Regions from separate parts of the Homo sapiens genome. Here region 2 is linked to region 1. The links are chromatin contacts, found by Hi-C or POLR2A ChIA-PET in ENCODE. All regions are on one chromosome and are shown on one strand. Each heading gives the region's core, a stretch centred on a gene start or an enhancer-like site at or near the end of the contact. The rest is flanking DNA. Distances are from core to core; before and after follow the strand shown.

Evidence for each region. Hi-C counts contacts between places; a loop is a spot of excess contacts on that map. ChIA-PET counts read pairs that join two places held with the same protein, here RNA polymerase II (POLR2A). Pooled maps may share reads with other maps.
Region 2: a loop to region 1 is called in a pooled map, with 4 times the contacts of the local background. The contact joins two enhancer-like sites. A Hi-C loop is called at or near these places in 3 of 168 maps with a recorded cell type or tissue (CD4-positive, alpha-beta memory T cell, mammary epithelial cell and naive thymus-derived CD4-positive, alpha-beta T cell), 1 of 37 single-sample maps with no recorded cell type and 10 of 50 pooled maps. POLR2A ChIA-PET finds 5 or more read pairs at or near these places in 2 of 52 experiments (CD4-positive, alpha-beta memory T cell and activated CD4-positive, alpha-beta memory T cell).

The regions. Positions count from the first base shown.
Region 1 is chr1:168,347,121-168,349,820 of GRCh38, reverse strand. No RefSeq gene overlaps it. Among named protein-coding and RNA genes, the nearest start is that of MIR557, 27 kb to the left of the region's middle. Within about 2 kb of position 1,325, at least 5 of the 41 ENCODE cell types and tissues checked have a DNase peak (open chromatin) inside an H3K27ac peak, as active enhancers do.
Region 2 is chr1:168,534,389-168,537,088 of GRCh38, reverse strand. No RefSeq gene overlaps it. Among named protein-coding and RNA genes, the nearest start is that of XCL2, 8.3 kb to the left of the region's middle. Within about 2 kb of position 1,373, at least 3 of the 41 ENCODE cell types and tissues checked have a DNase peak (open chromatin) inside an H3K27ac peak, as active enhancers do.

The sequences.
Region 1 (2,700 bases), core at 76-2,575:
ACAGGCAACCTACAAAATGGGAGAAAATTTTTGCAACCTACTCATCTGACAAAGGCCTAATATCCAGAATCTACAATGAACTCAAACAAATTTACAAGAAAAAAACAAACAACCCCATCAAAAAGTGGGCGAAGGACATGAACAAACACTTCTCAAAAGAAGACATTTATGCAGCCAAAAAACACATGAAAAAATGCTCATCATCACTGGCCATCAGAGAAATGCAAATCAAAACCACAATGAGATACCATCTCACACCAGTTAGAATGGCAATCATTAAAAAGTCAGGAAACAACAGGTGCTGGAGAGGATGTGGAGAAATAGGAACACTTTTACACTGTTGGTGGGACTGTAAACTAGTTCAACCATTGTGGAAGTCAGTGTGGTGATTCCTCAGGGATCTAGAACTAGAAATACCATTTGACCCAGCCATCCCATTACTGGGTATATACCCAAAGGACTATAAATCATGCTGCTATAAAGACACATGCACACGTATGTTTATTGTGGCATTATTCACAATAGCAAAGACTTGGAACCAACCCAAATGTCCAACAATGATAGACTGGATTAAGAAAATGTGGCACATATACACCATGGAATACTATGCGGCCATAAAAAATGATGAGTTCATGTCCTTTGTAGGGACATGGATGAAATTGGAAATCATCATTCTCAGTAAACTATCGCAAGAACAAAAAACCAAACACCGCATATTCTCACTCATAGGTGGGAATTGAACAATGAGATCACATGGACACAGGAAGGGGAATATCACACTCTGGGTACTGTTGTGGGGTGGGGGGGGGGGGGAGGGATAGCATTGGGAGATATACCTAATGCTAGATGACGAGTTAGTGGGTGCAGCGCACCAGCATGGCACATGTATACATATGTAACTAACCTGCACAATGTGCACATGTACCCTAAAACTTAAAGTATAATAAAAAAATAATAATAATAATTAACTCAAGATGGATTACAGATTTAAATGTAAGACATCAAACTATAAAAATTCTAGAAGAAAACCTAGGAAGTGCTCTTCTCAACATCAGCCTTGGCAAAGAATTTTTGGCTAAGTCCCCAAGGGCAATTGCAAGAACAAAAGAAAATTGACAAATGGTACCTAGTTAAACTAAAGCGCTTCTGCACAGCGAAAGAAACTATCAACAGACTAGAAAATAAGCTAATCCTATAGGACAGAAAAAGGAAAAGGGGAAGAGTCATAAGGGAATATAAGCATAAGACACCCAAGCCAGAAACGGCAACCCTTCCAGGTCCCCTTCCACCGTGTGGAAGCTTTACTTTCTCTTTCGTTTTACTTTCGCTTTCGCTTTAATAAATCTTGCCGCCACACAAAAAAAAAAAGCAAAAAGAAACTATCAACAGAGTAAACAGACAACCTACAGAATGGGAGAAAATATTCAAAAACTCTGCATACAACAAAGGTCTCATATCCAGAATCTATTAAAAAAAAAAACTTAAATCAACAGGCAAAAACAAATAACTCCATTAAAAAATAGGCAAAAGACATGAACAGAAACTTCTCAAAAGAAGACATACAAGTGTCAAACTGAAAAAATGCTCATCATCACTAAGCATAAAAGAAATATAAGTCAAAACCACAGTTAGATACCATCTCACACCAGTCAGAATAGCTATTATTAAAAAGTCAAAAAACAACAGATGCTCGCAAGGCTTCAGATAAAAGGGAATGCTTATACACTGTTGATAGGAATGTAAATTAGTTCAGCCACTGTAGAAAGCTGTTTAGAGATTTCTCAAATAACTTAAAAACATAGCTACCATGTATGCCAGCAATCCCATTACTGGGTATATACCCAGAGAAAAATAGATCCTTATACCAAAAAGACACATGCACTTACCTGTTTATCACCATGCTATTCACAATAGTAAAGTCATGGAATTAACCTAGCTACCCATCATTGGTGAGTTGGATAAAGAAAATGTGGTACACATACACCATGAAATACTATGCAACCGTGAAAAAGAATGAAACTATGTTCTTTGCAGCAAAATGGATGGAGCTGGAGGCCATAATCCTAAGTGAATTAACATCAGAATAGAAAACCAAATATTGCATGTTCTCACTTATAAGTGGGAGCTAAATACTGAGCACACATGGACATAAACATGGGAACACTACACACTGTAGACAACTAGAGGAGGGAGGAAGGACAACATGGATTGAAAAACTACCTATTGGATACTATGCTCACTACCTGGGTGCAATATACCATGTAACAAACCTGCACATTTATCCCCTGCATCTACAATAAAAGCATAAATTTATTTTTTAAACAAAGAAGATATAAAAAAACCAAAAAACAATAAAAAAAAACTGGAGCACAAAAAATAATTTTGCGAAGTGAGAGAAGTGAAAGCAATTTTTTAAGTTTATTAGATTTTCTTGAATAGTGTTGTATTTTCTTTGACACTTCAGAAGTGCTTTTTACAGAAAGAAAAATATACCATCCATAAAGGCAAAAGATGGTAAAATTCTTTAGGATAAATTTTTTTCCATGAATTTCTCATTTTTATTTTTATTTTTTTCAACCACTTTATTGCAGTATGATTGGCATGTAAAAAGCTGCATATATTCAATGTATACATCTCAATGAGTCTGAAGATAAGCATACACCCATGAAACCATCATCACCATCAGGACCATAAACATAT
Region 2 (2,700 bases), core at 124-2,623, 190 kb before region 1:
GTAGACATCCATATGAAAATGTCAAGTAGTCAGATAGCTAGGTCAGGAATCCAGAGGACGTGTCTAAGCTGGAAATACTAATTTTGGAGTCATTAGCTTATATGTGGCACTTAAAGCCTTGATAATGGGCAAAGCATGTAGGTAGAGTTGATCAAAATATAAAATGTTCAAGGACTGAGCCTTGGACACAGATTGGGAAGATGAGGAGGAACCAGCAAGGAAAACTGGGAAGAAGTCAGAAAGATATGAGGAAACCCAATCTTGTGTGGTATCCTGGAAATCAAGGCAGGAGGATGTTTGCAGGAATAGAGTGAGCAACTTTGCCAAATGCTGTAAATAAGTCAGAAATTAGAACTTAAAAATAGTTGGATTTAACAGCATGGCTGTCACAGAATGACTATAAGGGGAAAAGCGTCAGTGGATTGGTAAGAGCAGAAACTTTTGAAGAAGGGTTGAGAAGGCCTGGGAGAAGAATTAATGACAACTCTTTAAAGAGAATAATTTTAGACGACAGTTGTCTCATAAGCATCACTATAGAGGCTTGGAGAGAAAAAGAAGCTTGCAGAGAAAAAGAACTACAGCTGAAGTGGAAGTGTAGTCAAGAGATGGTGTTTTGTTTGTTTATTTTGATTTTTACATGAGAGAAAAAATAACAAGTTTGTACACTAATGGGAATGATTCAGTGGAAAGTTTAACACTTAGTATAATATCCAGTGTATCAACTATATATATATATATGCTATTTTCTTAATAATTTGAATTCATAAATGCATGCCCCTAGAAACTGGTTATGTACTCCTGATTCTTTACATTTTCAATTTCATTATTTCCACTAGGCACTAATCGTATTAGCAATTTGATCTGCAGTTAAACTGTTTTCTGGTATGGATAAGAGAAAGAAATAATAAATAATACATTGTTAGAACCCATCATAATTATACATTTTTGATAAAAATATGATTTCATTAAGAGTTTTATAAACAGCCATTTGACACAAATTACCTGCCCTTACATTGTAACAGTTTTAAAAAATAACTGTTGATTTCAAAATTAAAATGAAACTTCCCCAGGCATAGACTGTCTTCCTCTTCTTTCAACTACTACTGATTAGTAATTTATTTAACCCTGGATGTTTATTCAAAGTTCCAGTGGCAGTAAAGTTGATTTATCCTAAAAGTCTGATATCTGTGGACCCTGATCCCCCCTAATGGGAGTGGTACATCAACTTTTTAGGTAATTCAAGAAGTAGCTCCTGCATTGGCAGTCCCTTTCACTGACTTCAGTATTATCACTTGCTCTTGGTGTTACCTTAACAGTTCCTTCAAGAGAATGTCTTCGACATTGTGGTTTCCTGCCCAACTGCAGCTTAACTTTATAATAAAACACCCTTCAACCCTTCCTTCCTGTTGCTTCTGCCCTTGCCCCAAGCCAAGAGTAGTGAAAACTCTGCTAAGTAATAACTATAGGATTTCTCTCTTAGCCTCTTGGCCTCTACTTTCATTCTGGATATTATAACTTAGGCCACAAAATCATTCACAATTCCCATTGCAAAGCTTTTTATCTCTTTTCTATTAAAAACTTAATATTGTATAAGCTTCTCTCCTACCAGATGCCTCAACTTTACTCTTTTGTAGTCTGTTTTAGTTTTTTGCTTATTGAGATTAACCTCACACATTTGATTTTTTTAATAGTTATGCATTTTGAAGAGAACAAGGAATAGCTTTAGACTGCAGTTGCCTCAGAAACCTCATTTAATGTTTGATAGGGCAAATATTTCTTCTCTGTTTTTTTATTGACAGGTACAGTCACATGCCCATGTGTTAGAGCATAACAAGTATAGCTTAAAATTGCTTATAATAGTCACTAACATTTGCTGAGCACTTATTCCATCTCCAGCACTCTGCTAAACGTTTGGCACACATTATCTTACTTGATTCTGTATTTTGCTACTGACAAAACTAAGAATTTGGGAAGGTTAAAGCATTTGTCCAGGGTTACACAGCTAATAAATAGTTGATTAGGGATTTGAATACAACTGATCTGACTCCAGTAGCCACCTACTTAACCACTCAGGAGAGAGTTTGCTTGCAGGATGATGTATAAGGGCAAAACTTGTCCAGCCAAGTCTCAAGGGCAGAGGAGAGAGATCTCTCCTAAAGAAAAGAAAGCCTTGGTAGCAAGGAGTTATAATACACTGGAAGTGTAACAGTCCCTTGAAGTTCCATTATTTATCTTAAAATTTGTGATGATTTTGCATTCTGCTTCATAATATATTTATATTGCTTTAATATAAAAGAAATATTTGGCTCTATTAAAGGACAAAAAAGATGCAAATATTTACGAACCAGATGACAAACATTGTAAGGATATCAGTTTTCCCCAAATCAATCTACTATTCAATGCAATTCCAGTTAAAATTTCCACAGAGTTTTTGGGCAAAACTTTCTAATACAATTTTTAAATTTATATGACACAAAGACATTCACAGATAGCTAAAACAAGTTAGGAAAAGAAAAACCAAGAGTAAATGTTTCCCCTATCAAATATTAAGACATAAGATAAAGCTGTGATAATAAAAAACACAGTAGTGTTAATTTAGAGATTAACAACGAGAACAATAGAAAGCTCAGAATCATGTTTATAAATTATGCATCTACATACACACACATACATATGTGTGTATGTATGTGTATATATAAA